Linked DNA regions of Homo sapiens: region 2 is linked to region 1. Evidence: chromatin loops called from intact Hi-C (ENCODE). Cell type or tissue: psoas muscle. All regions are shown on one strand. Each heading gives the region's core, and the rest is flanking DNA. Links, peaks and the distances in the headings are about the cores only. Region 1 has its middle 54 kb from the start of LINC00222. Region 2 overlaps LINC00222 (long intergenic non-protein coding RNA 222).

Evidence for each region. Peaks named below come from ENCODE experiments on the same cell type or tissue, not always from the same donor. Only the 100,000 strongest peaks of a DNase experiment are listed, where the experiment ranks them.
Region 2: a loop joins it to region 1, with 1.9 times the contacts of the local background. A loop is called at or near these places in 2 of 110 quality-filtered maps.

The regions. Positions count from the first base shown.
Region 1 is chr6:108,693,578-108,701,909 of GRCh38, reverse strand. No RefSeq gene overlaps it. Among named protein-coding and RNA genes, the nearest start is that of LINC00222, 54 kb to the left of the region's middle. RefSeq lists enhancers at 2,102-2,908, 2,136-3,335. In psoas muscle, for the core only: no CTCF peak of the experiment used is centred there; DNase peaks (open chromatin) are centred at 2,319 and 4,159; H3K27ac peaks cover 928 bases.
Region 2 is chr6:108,757,245-108,765,576 of GRCh38, reverse strand. It overlaps LINC00222 (long intergenic non-protein coding RNA 222), which reads right to left. Exons shown (of 5, transcript NR_033376.1): 2 at 6,032-6,159; 3 at 5,174-5,275. Among named protein-coding and RNA genes, the nearest start is that of LINC00222, 9.8 kb to the right of the region's middle. In psoas muscle, for the core only: no CTCF peak of the experiment used is centred there; a DNase peak (open chromatin) is centred at 5,046; H3K27ac peaks cover 1,276 bases.

The sequences.
Region 1 (8,332 bases), core at 107-8,106:
GCAGAGGCAAAAAGGTAATCTCCAAGCCTCAAACTACTTCCCCACTAGTCTTTTTCCAGTGGCACTATTAGCAAAATTAGTTACCAGCATAAGGCTCACAATAAACATGGTTTCCTTCCACTGTGTGCTTCCTAGTGGTGGTGATGAAATGTCTAAAGTAAATAACAGAGAAGTAACAGGAGAGTGAAGAGGAGGAGGATTTGAAATCAACAACAACAACAACAAAGAGCTTGTGTCAACTGTTCCTCGGTGTCAAGAATCAGCTTTATTTGCATTCAGTAGACATCAAAAAATTGCAGGTTTAAGCCACTGAAATGAGCTAAGTGACAGATTTGAGGCAAGAACGGAATGGGGGCAGTATGGCATTTTTGGCCTAAGACCCTATCCAAGAGAAGTAAAGAGGAGATTTAGGCTATTTGCCCAGAAAAGCAGAAATATATGCCAAACACCAGCCATGGAACATGGAAATCCCACGCCAACTTCAGCTCTCAGCCAAACACTCTCCAAGGCCTGACACTCCTCACACTCTGACTCCTCTAGCCCAGGCAATAAACAGTGTGTTCCTCATTCTTGCTACTGGACAAAATTCTATTATTTCCCTCTATACTTCCCAAAACTTCATTTCTGCCAGTGGAAGCAGTATGAGGTATGTGAAGCATAGTCTCTAGAATAAGCCTACCTTGGTTCAAATCTTGGCCCTGACACCTGGGTGATCTTAGGCAAATCATTTAACGTTTCTGAGCTTCATTCTCCTCATTGTGAAATGGGGATGATGATAATAATAGTTTTCAAGATGACATAAGATAATGCTAGTATAGTGCTTGAAAAAAAAAAAAAAGCAAAATAAATACAGGCTATGGCTATTCCTTAACTTAATTCAGGGTTCAGGAGTATATACGAAGATCTTACATGGTTCTCACCTATTGGTTCCTACATTTGAGAGGCAGCCTCAGGAGTGTTATAGGAGGGAAAAGGAGAGATAAAAAACAGGAGAGGTTCCTTGGCTTATAGATGCATGGGTAGGCATAAGTTTAATCCAACAATAATGAGGTTCCCCTAAGGCTGGTATCTAGACCTTTCTGGAGAAATGCTGTAAATTGATAAATATGAGATGTCATTAGTCAGGTGTCCTGTTTTCACTCTTCCCTGGGAGGGAGCAGGTTCTGTTTCAGGTACATCCCAGGTCTCAACTTCCCCCACCTGCCCCCTCCAGAAACCCTGAGGCCAGATGGCCTTAGGTTGATTATGAAGTCAATGATGCCTCACCACCCTTACGGTCAGAAGGACACCTCCACGGAGCACAGGGGCCTTCTGCTCATCAAAATCTCTACTCAGTAACAGTGCTAAATATCAATTATTTAGCTCTTAGTGTGAATTGACTGTATGTCATTTTACTTACATACATCTGCATTTTATATCTTACCTTTACTCTGGAATGAAAAGTTTGTGCCCCCAAGAAAGCCAAGAGACAGCAATAAGAAGGGGAGAGAGCCAGTGCACAGCCATCGTGTCCTAGGTCAAAAGTCCCATCCCCACTTCCAGTTCTCATAAGGTATGTGGCTTTGGGTAATTTATTTTCCCTCTCTTGTCCTCAAAACCCTAATTACAGGGTCTCTGAAGTCTCTTCCAGTCCTAAAAGCTGTTCCACCGATGGTGGTTTTAGTTGGAGGATCTGAAGGGGCCCAGAAATAACACGAGGGCAGATACAGTCAGCCCATACCCTAGCTGACCCAGACAACTCTGAACACCCACCAGTGTGCCTCACCCCCAGCCCCAAGTGAGGCCCCCTTCACCCCACCTTCAGGGCAGGGCCTCACCTGAGCCAGGCTGCGAGGGTGGTGGTATCCCAGGCCCCAGTCCAGCCTCACTGTACAGCCCCCTCCTCTACCCTCCCAATCCCATTTCCTGTCTAGCAGATTTATAGTGCAGTTCAAAGAAGGAAGGACGATATAACAGCTTTCCTGCTCCCTCCCTCTCCCAACTGATTTAGTCTAACTGGCTCAGTGCCAAGCATTTTGCTCTCCACAGCCTCTCATATGTAAAAATACCCCAGGCCCCAGCCCTCCTGCCAGGAACATGGCGTCAGCTTCCAAACCCACCGGTCAGGCCTTCACTGGTGGGCGGGAAGGAGGCTGCCCTGTGAGGCGCTGGAGTCTAATTAAGTGCTGAGGAAGCAAACCATGGGCTTTAATTTTAGCTCTGAAAATAGCAAGGGCCTAGGACTCCTCTCTCTGGCCTGAGCTGTGATGAGAGTTGCCTCCCTCTGCCTGCTCGGTGGGGAGGAGAAGAAAGGATTCAGAGGGTGACGACAGCGGGAGGCCAAGGAGCCAGGAAGCAAGTGGGAGGAACGGGCTTCAGGGAGAAGGGGACGCAAGGCCAAGCCTGGGTCCATGGGACATGCCACACCCGCCACATCTGCTTTATCCCTACTTCGCATCCTAGCCCGAGTCTAGAGTGCATGGACACTCAGGAGTTCCGAGTTGCGCCAAAAATACCTCCAGAGCCCCGTGTGGCTAAGAATGCTAAGCTCTGGCCAACGTTGAGGTAATTCCCTGGGAAGATAATAGAATATGCATCACAGTTCCATACACTAACAGCCTCTGAGGCAATGAGGGTGAGGAAAAGCATTGACAAATGGACAGGTGATCATCAAAACTGCTGCGAACCCACCGAATGGCTCACTGGCCCAGCTGGATGTCACACGGGCTCCTGGCATCCTCCTGCCCACCTCCCTGTGTGGAAGGAGAGAAGTCAGCCTGCCCAAGGCAACAGGCAAGGACACAACAAATCAAGGGGCAAGATGGGAGAGGGTGCTCATGCCCAGGGGGTGGAACGTGGAGGGGGCCATTGGCTTTGCCCGTTGGGTCACTTGTCAGTCACTCACCGTGTCCTAGCTCTTCTCACACTATATTATCATTACCGTCCCCCTCCCACATTAGACCAGGGGGCATAAGCTGCATCCTTGGGACAGGGGCTTTATGTTATCCCCTCCCTTCCCCACTCCCCAGCACATTCTGGGCATTTACTTGGCTGAAATGCTTTTGTTTCTTTGCAGCCTCCCCTTTGTAACAGCCGGCACCCAATTTGCTTTATATGGTCATGAGCCCTCTTACCTGCAGCATCAAATGGGAGGCATGAAGCCACGATAAAGAACAAGCAAAGTGAGCTCCGTGAACGGGCTTTCCCAGGCTGCCTTCTGCACACATGAGCCTACCCAGAGGGGACACAGAACAGGGATGAGGCCTCTTGCATCTGTGGGGGCTATGAAGACAAATGTTATGTGTACCTAAAACTAAACCAGCACTCACTGCTTCCAGGAAGAGTTGGAATAAAAAGGAAGGAGAAACTCACCGGAAATGAAACTCAAAGGCCAGGAGTGAGGGCGGTTACCCGCCACACTCCTGTGAGAGCCTACCCATCATGGCGAAGCTGGAGAGTGGGCAGATCCTTTCCCAGAGCCCCTCCAAGTCACCTTGGAGATACCATCAGACTTCCCTCTTTTCTTCAGATTTCTTCAACCACTCCACAGACATATTTAAAGCACCTGCCACAGCTGTCTGGTAGGCACAATGTGGAAATAGCCAACCACCTGGGGTGCTGGAGGGGAGACCACCGAGGGCTGAGGGGGACAGGGCTGACCCTGGGGGTCACGGAAGCCTCTGCCTCTAGAGGGGGTGGAGGTTACTGGGGCCTGCTCCAGGTAGAGCTACCTCTCCCTCTCCCTCTTCTCAGCCTGGCATCTCTACCCCCCATGGGTGCTGTCACTCTGAGCACCTCTCACTCTCCAGAGTGCCCCTGGCACCCTGGTCTCCCTGCTTTTTGGCTCTCAGGAGTCTGCTCAGGGCCCAGCTGGCCCTAACACAGCGCGTTTCTCTCAGCAGAGTCTGAAGCCAGAATACAGGCGACATGTAAGAATAATGCCAAGGACAGGAGAGGATGGGGCGGCCGAGGAGAAGCACCACGTTACCCTCAAGCCCTACCCTGTGGGCAGCTGTCCCCACCCCGGCTGTGCTTGTGGAGATATCTCCGTGTGGCCAAACCACAAGGCCCCCATTTGGAGGATCCCATTTTCTAACCACCTTGGCCCAACATCAATAACAACATTGCCCCATAAGAAGCCGCGAGGCATTTCCTCAGGGAACCACCAGCGCCAGGGCTCAAAGACCAAGTCCAGACACTAGGAACTCCCCTCAGGAGTGTAAAACCGAGTTCAGAAATAAGAAAAACAAAGTTTCCAGCCCAAGTCTCCTCCATGGGAGACACCCTCAGCGCCCCTCCTCACAGCTGCTAGGCCTCCTCCTCGGGCCGGCCCCTCATTAGGAACTAACAGTCCCAGCCATGCCAGCCTCCAGGCCTCCTTGTTAACTCCTTGGTTTCCCTTAGTGCTGCCAGGAGAAAATTAGGCCTCAGAAATCCTGAGCAGTACTGAGAGGCAGAGAGCACCTACCACAGATGGTTAATGGTGTGTACATTCTATGGTTTCTCTTAATAAACCAAATTAATAATAATTGCTGCCATTTATAGAGTGCCTCTTATGCTTTACCCACTTGCATTATGAACTCTTCTGCAGCCTCTCATGTTTGCAACAACACTAGAAGGTAGGAATTTCTTCGCCTATCCTATAAATGAGAGCATGGAGGCTGTGTAGCTGGCAAGCAGATGTGTGGTTTAAACTCAGCTCTGTTCTGTTTTTCGCCCACCTTATTACTTACTTTGAGCAAAACTGGATTCTAAAATGTGCAGATTAAAGAGCTGACCACTACCCTTGCATCGTCCATCTGCAGAAGTTTTACATCTTTTTCTTTTCCTTTTTTTTTTTTGAGATGGAGTCTCACTCTGTCTTCCAGGCTGGAGTGCAGTGGTGTGATCTCAGCTCACTGCAACCTCCACCTCCTAGGTTCAAGTGATTCTCCTGCCTCAGCCTCCAGAGTAGCTGGGATGACAGGTGCCTGCCACCATGCCCGACTGATTTTTGTATTTTTAGTAGAGACGGGGTTTCACCATGTTGGCCAGGCTGGTCTCAAACTCCTGACCTCAGGTGATCCACCCACCTCGGCCTCCCAAAGCGCTGGGATTACAGGCATGAGCCACCGCGCCCGGCCAGAAGTTTTACATCTTTAAAACCAGAAAACACTGGGTTGAGAATGGGAAGAGTCAGGGGGTCTCCCCAGCCAAAGGGGCTTGTTGACTTTGAATAAGTACCAGCTGCCTTGAGCTTTTGAGCTTTGGCAACCTGATTTCAAAATGGTGCAAGTAAAAATAAAAATGTCTGCCTTTCTTCCTTCTTGGGCTTGTTGGAAGATCAAATAGATCCAGTCCGGCAAAAACATTGTAAGCTGAAGAGAGCTGTGAAGAAGGATGATGCCACCGGATGACTCCCCTGTGGGGGACGCCACAATGGAAGGCGTGGGGCACACCACAGTGGAAGGCTAAGGTGCTCACTCAGATGGCTTCCCAGTGAGTTTTGGGGCCTGGTGTTCCAAGGGCCCTTTGTTTTATTTGTAAAAGATAGGCGCTGCAGCATTGTGAAGACCTGGTTGTTTTATGATTTTTGGAAGACCAGCAAGTTTGTCATAAGGTCAAATATGGGTCCTCCATGGCTGACCCTGGACTGTTAAATAGGTGGCCCATGGCAGAAACCATGTGTAGGCCATTTTCTTTGACCCACCACCTACTCCTTTTATCACATGGCCAATATACGAGATTCTCCTCTCCCAGAGAAAGGAATCAGTTCATTAAATTTGGATCATTGAGTTTATCACCAAAACCCAGAAACAACACAAATGTCCCTTGGTTGGGGAATGGATAAACAACCATGGTACATTTATACAACAGAATATCAACAATAAAAAGGAATTAAATACTCCTACATGCACTAACATGGATGAATCTCGAATGCCTTATGCTAAGTGAAAGGAGTCAGATTCGAAAGGCTATGGACTGTGTGATTCCATTTATATTACATTCTGGAACCCTCAAAACTCCAGGGTTGGAGAACAGATCAGTGGTTACCAGAGGTAAGTGTGCAGGAAGGGAGTGACCAGAACCGGGGAGCACAAAGGAATCTGGAAGACGGGATGGAACTGTTCTGTATCTTGGCTGTGGTGGCAGTTACACAACTCTATGCATTTGTTAAACCTCATGCAACTGGATACCAAAAGGTGTGAAGTTCACTGTATGTAAATTAAAACACTTTAAAAAAAAAATTAAAAAATAAACTACTTTTAGAAAATTAAAAAAAAATGGATCAATGAGAAAGTAGAGCATTTAACTGAGGAGGAAGCCCAGTCGTATCGCATAGTGTGGTAGGGGACAGCATGACACTGTGTAGCACAGGGAGCTGTGGTGTAGTGTACAGTGTTATGTGCAGCGTAGTATATACAGTAATGTGGTGTGTAGTGTAGTGTAGTGCACAGTCGTGTCATGTTGTGTCATGTGTATTAGTATAGGAATTTGGCTACTAGTCCTCTACCTAGAGTTGGCAACCATTACCTGGGGAAGGTGTTAAGAGTCCAGGGCCCCATGCCCCAGTGATCTGGTTCACTGGATCTGGGGTAAACCCAGGAGTCTGCATTTTAAACAAGCTTTCCAGGTTATTTTGATGCAGGTGGTTAATGGCCCACATTTTGAGGCCCACCATGAGGCCTTTCTTCATTATTTTGGGATTTATGCTTCATGAGCAGGCTTCTTTTATTCCTTGGTGTTTCTCCAAGGGCCCCTTAGACTCTCGTGCTTCATAGTGATCCCAGATGGGAGACATTCAGGTACGTGCTGGGAGCCCCAAGGGGTTGCCTGCATTCTAGCGGCAATAGGCTTGGCAGCTTTAACCGTCTGTTCCTCTGGGCCCACATCCTGAACATCTTTCTCCACTAACCTGTAATCTTGGAATTCACCCAGCTTCTTGGGAAGTGGTAGCTTTGGCCTCAGGGGATATTGCTGAAAGGAAATTTTGTTTCTCTGAAATGCTTTCAGTTTTCTCGAAGAAGAGAAAAAAAATCCCAAGCTAGAAGCAACGCCACTCTGGGATACCCCTAATTCTGAGCTCTAGAACCACTTTAGAGAAGGCAGGATACCAACCTGGGTTCAAATCTCAGTTCCATCACTTACCACTTGTGTGATGCTGGGCGAGTAATGTCATTTCTTAGAATCTCAAATATTTACACTCAAATTCTTACATTCAAATTTTTGACGTGTAAAATGGGACTGGTATCTATACTTGTTTTGCAGGGATCCCATGGGGCTTGAGAGATGCATGCTGAGGTCTTGGGAGGGGACTTGTTATAATGGCTGAACTTTCTAAAGATTCAGCAAAACAAAAACATATGTACATATACATACATACATCAATCTATAAAGTAAATATGGCATCATGTTAAGAGCTGTTGAATCTGGCCGGGCGCGGTGGCTCACTCCTGTAATCCCAGCACTTTGGGAGGCCGAGGCGGGTGGATCACGAGGTCAGGAGTTCAAGATCAGCCTGGCCAACATGGTGAAACCCAGTCTCTACTAAAAATACAAAAATTAGCCGGGCGCGGTGGCAGGTGCCTGTAATCCCAGCTACTTGGGAGGCTGAGGTGGGAGAATCACTTGAGCCCGGGGGGCAGAGGTTGCAGTGAGCTGAGATCACACCACTGCACTCCAACCTGGGCAAACAGGGCAAGACTCCGTCTCAAAAAAAAAAAAAAAGAGTTGTTGAATCTAGGTGATGGGTGTATGGCTAGTCATTCTTTCAACTTTCCTATATGTTTGAAATTTTTCATAATAAAATCAGAATAAAGAGATGATGAATATAAGCCATCAGCCCAGTGCCTGTCACTTGATAGGTCTCAGTTGGCTGGGGACCGGGGGAGGTAAGGATGGCAAGGCAGGCAATGGAAGGGGACAGACAGGAGAGGAGGAGGAGGAAGGGCTGCAGGCTGGCCCAGAGCTGGAGGAGCACTGAGGAGACAAGGAAGGGGCCCAGGAGTCCCAGCAATGCCCACCCTTGGGACAGTGTGGGTGTGAGAGCTGCCCTTCCTGTTCCCATCTTAAGGGAATCCAGGGGTGAGGGAGGGAGAGCCCCACTCTGGTTAGGAGGCTCTTGGTACGGTTCTTTCCTTTTCCTCAGGATTCTGGGAAGAGCAATCAGGCCATCTTCAGGTGTTCCAGGCCCTCTTGGTTGAGATGAGAACATGACAGAGATGACAGAGATCCTTTGGGCCTGGGACTGTTTACAATTTACAGACACTCTGAGCCCCCTGATGCATGAGTCTTGCTCAACAGCTGTCTAAGTACTGGAGTGTAAATGAACAAGGAACAAATGGCAGAGGGAGGTCAGCAAAGCTGTGAGGAC
Region 2 (8,332 bases), core at 327-8,326, 63 kb before region 1:
GGCAGGTAGGGGCTTCACACCATTTTCAAGGTGAGCAACTGTATTTATTACCATGTGTTGGCTGACAGAGGGCTATAGCTAGTAACAAAATTATTCTTCACTCACATTCACCTCGACACTTCAAGCATCTCTGTCCAAACCCAGCTAGATCCTTCCCCTCTACACCTGCCCAGCTCACCATGATGGGCTGGACACGGTCAAACCTGGGCATGAAGAGACGTGGGTCACAATGCTGGTTCCACTGTGTTAATTCTTTGACCTTGTTTGACAAAAGCCATTTAATTTCCCTGAGCCTCAGTTTTCTCACCTAAAATAGGGGACCACACCACCCTACCTTACAGGATTGATTTGAGCATCAAAGGAGACAATGAATACAAGGGTTTGTTGTTGTTGTTGTTGTTGTTGGCAAACTCCCCAGTACTTTGCAAAGGTAGGTATACTATTATTATCAGATGGGTATGGAGAACTCTAAAATGAGTCAGTACCACTTAAAATTCCTTTTTAAAGCAGTTCATTGCATCCTAACCTATTTATTCATTTCTCTTTTTTTTTCTTAAAGTCCCAACAAAAACTTAATATGAAGACTGTATGCAGGGATAGCACTGAATACAAATTAACCATTCAACGTTCTTTAGTCCCTCTGGCAGGGAAATGATCCACCTATTAAAACACCCAGTCAGAGCTGGCACACACAGTGCTGATAACCCCAGCAGGCAATGACCTTGGCACCATTACAAGGGCAATATTTTCAAATGGATGAACTATTCCTGAACAAAGTGTCCAGTGTACTAGGAATAAACAGGCTTTTCATCAACCAAGGCTGTGTGTTTTCTGGTTCCAACAACCTTTCCCAGAGACAGTGCTGGAAAGGAGGGGGCACCAGGAAGCAGCACCTCCTCAGCAGCCTGCCCAGCGCACTCATCCCTCCTCCAGAATCCTATGACTGGGCAGGCCTCCACACCTCCATCCTCTCCTCTGATGGTTTCATGATTGCTTTTCTGCACTTTTGCAAAAGGAGAACCCGGTGCTGCCCTTGGTGACCCTGGTCAGACCTCAGCAGGTGGAGGATCAGCCCTCCCCATGGTGTAAAACGGAGTTCTGGAGCCTCATGAACAAGAACCTGTGGTAGAGAGTCACGTACGATGTCACCAGGTATCTGCGAGGCCAATTCTTTGAGAAGATGGGTGAATCGCCCAGGACAGTCCAAAAGAGGTCACACAAGAGGCAAACAAGATCCTTGAGACAAAATTCACAAGGAGAGGAAGGACGGACTCTGGATCCACTAGAATGAAGCACACGTGCAAAATGCAACGGGAAAAACTTGCTTCTTCACCTAAGCCAAGGAGGCTGTAGCTGGCCCTTTCAGCTGTTTGTTCTTTCATTCATTCTACAAATGTTTATTGAGCACCTACTGTGTACCCAACACTGTTCTGTGTTCTGGAGACACAGAATAAACAAGACAAAGTCCCTGCCTACCTTACATTCTGGTGCCAGTAGACAAACAATAAAGTAACTGTCTAGGTAGTGATAAGTGCTAAGAGGCACAGGGAGTGTAGAGCACGAGCTGACATCAGGGAAGGCCCCTCTGTTAAGGTAAATTTGACCAAAGCTTTGAAGGCAGTGAGGGAGCAAGTGATGATTTTCTGGGCCAGCATATTCCAGGCAAGAGCGGGATTCAAACAGCAAAGAAGAGGGTGTTACAGGAATGGATTGAGCCAAGGAGAGTCCAGAGAGATGAAGGCAGAGGGGCAACAGGGAGCCTGTGAGCCACCTTCAGCACTTTTAATTCCAAGTGATCTGAGAAAATACTGGCGGAGGGGGAGGGTTGAAACAGAAAAGTGAGACAATTTGATTTTTGTGTATGAAGCTCATGCAGGGTGCTCAATTAAGACTATAAAGAAGGCAGAAAAGAATGTGAACAGCGAGACCGTGAGGAGGAGAGCAGAACAACCCAAGGAGGAGACGGTGGCGGTGGCTCAGACCACGACAGCAGCGTAAGAATGAGCTGAGAGTCTGGATGTTGTTAGGGTAAGACCTGCAGAATCTAATAACAGGATATGAGAAATGAGCGAGACTCAAGGATTAGTCCACAGTTTCTTTTGCTGAAGCAATTGGAAGGAGAGAGTTAACATTTACTGGGAAGAGGAAGGTTATGGGTGAAGTAGGGTGAAAGGCATCAGGATATGGTTTTGGGTATGGTTTGGGATACGTTAAGTTTGAGGTAGCTATTAGACACCAAGGGGAGATGTCTAGTAGCCTGTGGATCAAGCAAGTCTTAGGTTCAGGCTAGAGATGTAAGCTTGGAAATCATCACTGTAGAGAAGATATTCAAAGCCAAGAATGAGATTGATATTAACAAAGGAGTGAGTACTGAGAGAGAAGAGATCCAAGGACTAAGTCCTGGGGCAATCTTACACAAAGAGGACTTAGCAAAGGATACTAAAGTGAGTTAAATAATTTTTTCTTAAAAAAACAACCTAGAGAATATATAAAGAAAATTTCTCAAAAAGTAACCATTGATCAACTTTGCCAAATGCTGCTATTTGGTCACAAGTGACAATAACTAAGAATTGACTATTGGATTTAGAAATTTGGAGGTCCCTCGTGACTTTATTAGGGCAATCTTATTTCTCCAATGAATAACCCCTGAATCAATAACTTAGTACAATAAAAAGCTTCTATCTCACTCATCTCACAGTCCAGTCAAGTATTTGGCAGGTGGCCTTCTTTGTGATTTGGGTACCAGGTTCTTTCCATCTTCAGTGCACACCTGCCATGGTTCCCTTGGAAAGGGAAGGAGTGGTCCATATAGAAGCACACCTGAGCTCTGGTGCTTCAGCCTGAAGCTGGCACGTTGACCCACTGGAGTTCCCATGACAAGAACTAGTCACACAGCCTCATTTAGAGGCAAAGTAACTGGGAAACATCATTTGGTTGTGTGCCCTGGAAGAGGAAGTGGTTTGGTGACCATCTAGCCAGTTTCTCTCACAATGACCTTGGCAAGAGCACTTTTAGAGGAGGGTGGAAACCAAAGACTGATTGAAGGGAGTTCAAGAGAAAAAAGGGAAGTAGAGAAATAGGGTGGTAGCTAAGGCAGGTTTGGGATCTAGAGAGGTGTTTTGTTTCTGGTTTGTTTGTATGATATTGGAAATGATCCTGTAGAGAAGAGACAACTGCTGGAGGGATGTCCTTGAGTAGGTGACAGAGAAAGGGACCTAGCTCAGTGTCATGCATAAGAATGCCTTGGAGAGCCCATTGAAACAAGTTCTGGGGCCCCAACTCAGACATTCTTTTTTTTTTTTTTTTTTTGACAGAGTCTTGCTCTGTTGCCCAGGCTGGAATGCAGTGGCACAATCTTGGCTCACTGCAACTTCTGCCTCACAGATTCAAGCGATTCTCATGCCTCAGCCTCTCAAGCAGATGGGATTACAGGTGCATACCACCACGCCTGGCTAATCTTTGCATTTGTAGTAGAGATGGGGTTTCACATGTTCATCTCTAACTCCTGGCCTCAAATGATTCACCTGCCTTGGCCTCCCAAAGTGCTGGGATTACAGGCATGAGCCACTGCACCTGGCCCCGCCCCAGACATTTTGATTCAGCAGGTCTGGACTGGGGGTGGACAAGCTGCATTTTCTGACCATCCCCCAGGTGATACTGATGCAGTCAAGATTCAGGCCCACACTGAGTATTGCTGACAGGCGCTTGGGAAATTCATTCCTTGTCCAAGGCGGGAAGGCAGAGCGGGTAGGCACAGATGGAGGTGGGAGTACAGGCGAGGGTGGGAAGATGGGAACTTGGCAGCCACTTATTTTACTATCTCAGTGAATTTGGAAGCAAGGTCATCAGGTGAGGGTGAGGATAGGGGAGGACATGTTGTGAATTTGAGCGGGGAGAAAATATGAAATCACTGTCTTGGAGAGTATGAGAATAAGTGGTGCAGGGAAATGAAATAGAAGGGCCAGCCAAACACCAGGACCCACCTGCAGCTAGTGAGGCTGAACTTAGAGTGAGACCAGTCAGCTGGGCAGGTACACACAGTGGGCAGACAGTAGGATTCAGCCAGGACTGTGGTCTTACCAGGCAGGTACAACAAAGGAGAGGGGGTCAAGGGAGTTGACTGTGTATTGATGGGAGGGATGAAGGCCCCAGATCGCAGCATCTAAGTGGGTACAGAGGGCAGGGAGGACTTGCAGGTAGCAGCGAGGAACAGTGAAAAGATGGCAGATCAGTCAGTTGTGGGTCCCAGTAAAGCTGAAGAATCACTGGAGAGGGAAGACTGAGTGGGATGGGAACTGTGTTAGGAGAGTGGGATGTTTGAAGTCAAGATAGTACAGATAGCACAACTGGGAGTAATGACACAGTCAAGGGAACGGCCATAGGGGTGAGTGGCCGCAATGCCATAAAGGACAAGATTGGTGGAGAAGAGCAAGGAGAGGAACCAGGAGGCTGAGTATTGGAAGGATTGTGTCTGTGGATAATGAAATTGCCAAGGATCATTATCAAGAGTATTATTGGAAAGAACGCTGAGAGCTGTTGTTTCCAAACCCTCCTTCCAGAACCTAGTGCTCTAAGGAGGGGAAGAATTTCTGAAATATCAGCTCTCAGCCCACAAGCAAAAATATCCCCAGAGTCTCCTTCAAGTGCTAATTGCAAAATAAACAGAAAGCCAGCAGGGGCTGCCTAGGGAGAAGTGGAAACAGCAGAGGAGCATCCCCTAGTTGGCCAGTGTTTGCCTCCAAAGAGCCCAGCTTCCCCAGCTGCTCTCCCTGCTTAATGTGAAGAATTAAGAGTGGTGGCAAGTGGCTGGGGGCCCTAAGGTGACTCATCACAGCCAGCCAGGCCTCAGTACATTTCTGCATGCATTTTATGTGGAATCCTAGGCTGCTGGTTGATGACATCTTAGATTTCATATTTAACTGCCGTGCGTGTTCTAGTGCAGAAAAGACTAAGTATAGACTTGGAATTGGGAAATCTAAAAGGAATAGCAAAGCAGCCTCAGTGGCCAGTGCTGGAGGGGGTGTGAAGAGCTAAGGACGTGGACGCATGGCCAAGAGGAGATTATCTCTGTCCACTCCTGCCGAGGACCTTGCCCCGGGATGGGGGTGCCAGGAGAGAAAATAGCAGCCCCAGTGCACTATTGAAGATAAACAGCTTCCCTCCCTTCACTTACCAGAGTGGGACTGCGGTTCCCCTGGTCTTCTCTGTGTGGGAGCAGCAGTGGATTCTGCCCAGAGCTGTGGAGCCAGTTCCTCTTTGCCAGATCAGACCCAGCCTTGAGACAGAGAGAGGGCCAGGCTCCCTTTTAGCCTCTCCCTTTACCCTCCAGGCCCAAGAAGCCCAACAGAAAAACTGGCCCCTTCCCCTAAGTCAGTCATGGCTGCCGATCAGTGTCTGAGAGGTAGGGCAGTGCAATGCTTGGATCACACGTGAATCCCATCAGCAGCATATGTAATGAGAGTTAGAGGTGGGAAGCACGGGCAGGAGCGACTTACATCCAAAGTCACCTGTGGTTATCTCTGGGTGATAGGATTATGACGACTTTTCCATTTTCTTATCTGTATTTTCTAAATTTTCTATAATTAGTATGCGTTACTAACACATGTACAAAAACGACTAATAAGCTTGTTTTGTTTTTTGTTTTTGTTTTTGAGACAGAGTCTTTTTCTGTCGCCCAGGCTGGAGTGCAGTGGCGTGATCTTGGCTCACTGCAACCTCCACCTCCTAAGTTTAAGTAATTCTCCTGCCTCAGCCTCCTGAGTAGCTGAGACTACAGGCACCTGCCACCACACCCGGCTAATTTTCGTATTTTTAGTAGAGATGGGGTTTTACCATGTTGGCCAGGCTGGTCTCAAACTCCTGACCTCAGGTGATCCACCTGCCTTGGCTTCCCAAAATGCTGGGATTGCAGATGTGAGCCACTGTGCCCAGACTGTTTTGTTGTTTAGAAAACACTTAGCTGGATGGGTTACCCTTGAAAAGGGGCACACCAGCCTTAAAAGATCATTCAGCCAAACACCCAAAGACTCACCTAGCACACAGCTGGAACCGAAATTCAGCATATGGTGCATAACACAGGCACCAAGGATTCGGGGTTAGCATTACCTGGCAGTCACATCCTCTTCACTTCACAATTACAGATAGCTGGATCCCCCAACCCTGTGAAGACAGAACAAAGAAGCATGGGAGACGGTGGGCTTCTCAGGGAAGAGAACCCTTAGCATCCCCTCCAGTCTGTAATTCTCTCTCTCACCTCAGCGGTGTTGACTGCAGCATCTTGTGTGGTTTATGTGCCTTGCGAGCCAAGGCCAGTGTTACCTTGTTGCTGGCCAGTGTAACAAGGGGGACCTTGGGCCACCAGCCTGAACTAGACTTCATTTTCCCCACCTGGTCTGGGTTGTCATATTTGGGTGCAGTACTGCAGATGCTGCATTAGCTTTGACATGAGGTTTGAAATCAGGTTCAAAGACCTGCAGTCTAATATAAACACAAAATGACCTCAGATAAGGGCAGGCCGTAGATAAAACTGTTAAAGAGGTCAGGTGTAGTGCCTCATGCCTTAATCCCAGCACTTTGGGAGGCAAAGGCTGGTGGATTGCTTGAGGTCAGGAGTTTAAGACCAGACTGCCCAACATGGTGAAACCCCATTTCTACTTTAATACAAAAAAATTAGCCAGGCGTGGTGGCGCACGCCTATAGTCCCAGCTACTTGGGAGGCTAAGGCAGGAGAATCGCTTGAACCTAGGAGGTGGAGGTTGCAGTGATCAGAAATCGCGCCACTGCACTCCAGCCTGGGTGACAGAGCAAGACTCTGTCTCAAAAGAAAAAAAAAGAAGCAAACCTGTTAAAGAAATAAGACGTATCTTTGGACATTTCCCTAAAAAGGAAAGAGTGACTTCTTAGCAGGGCACCTCACTTTCTAGGGCTGCATGCAAGTGCCCACTGCAGTACTTTCCCATCCTGGGTCCCTGTCCTTAGGGGTCTCTTCCTGGATGAGTGCCCTAATCTGAGAGACACATTCCCATGTGGCAGTAGCCATGTGTGTTCACACCTAGCCGTATAATGAAACTATATCTTAACCCAAGGCCTCTTTCTAGAAAGACATGGCCTTACCCCAATAAACAAAATGCTAAGGACAGAAAATTTAGGTTGACCTGTAGGATGATAATAGGGAATTTTTAGGATAGAGTGAAGGGTTAGGAGTCCCCCTAAAATAATGACCCTTTACTTAAATATGTCTCTGTCAACAGGAACATTGACTCACTGGAAGATTAAACTACCTTAAATCTTTATGGAGCAACAAGAGATTTTTTAAATGAAAAAAAAAAAGGAGGAAAGAGAATAAAAAAGGAAAAAAGAAAGAACTAGTAGGACAGGGGACTGATTTTTATTATTTTTATTTTTTATTTATATGGACATAGAGTGTGAAATGAAAGGGGACTGTTTTAAAAACACACATCCACATTCTTTCATTCGCTTTTCTCCTTCATCCTATGCATGGGGCAGTATGATATGGTATTTAGCCTTCCTTGAAGATGAGCTTCAAGTCTTATATTTTAAATAGTATTTTCTAGACAGCTGTTGTTAAAGTGTGGACCAGGGAACCCTGGGGGTGCTTGAATTAATCTTATTTGTTTTTTCATTTTTTTAAAAAGCCTTTTAAAAAATATAGAGATGGCGGGGGGCGGGGGGGGGTCTTCCTATGTTGGCCAGGCTGGTCTTGAACTCCTGGGCTCAAGGGATCCTTCTGCCTCAGCCTCCCAAAGTGTTGGGATTACAAGTGTGCGCCACTATGCCTGGCTCTCGAATCCATCTTAGGACATTCTTGAGGTCAAAACTCTTTTTGTAATAATACACAATTTGCCTTTTTTACTCAATTGAGTTTTCCACAGGGCACATGATATGTCATGACATCATTGCATCAAAAAGGCTTCTATGGTCCCAGAAGTTGGGGAAATGTTTTAGACTCTTTAGAGAATTTATAATGTCTATTAGCATATTAAAGGCTCTGAGAAGTTCCGTAATATAAAACCTGTTTAACTTGGTTTAATGTAACTGCAAATTTATTTGGTCATAGCATTTATTTTTGTTTTGGTTAGTTTGTTCAACACCTGTTGCTATCATATTTTGGGAAATGCTCCTCCAGGGGTAAGATATTAAGCCAATATTCCTCTGACCAAGGAGTTTTATTAGAGATCTCTCATCTGGACCTGATGTAAACAAGTCAAAGAATGGGCTACGTTAGTGTATTGGTATATTGGAGTGGTCAAGAATAGAGCCGGACTGCCTGGGATCAAATCCCAACTCTGCCACTTACTATCTGAGACTTTGG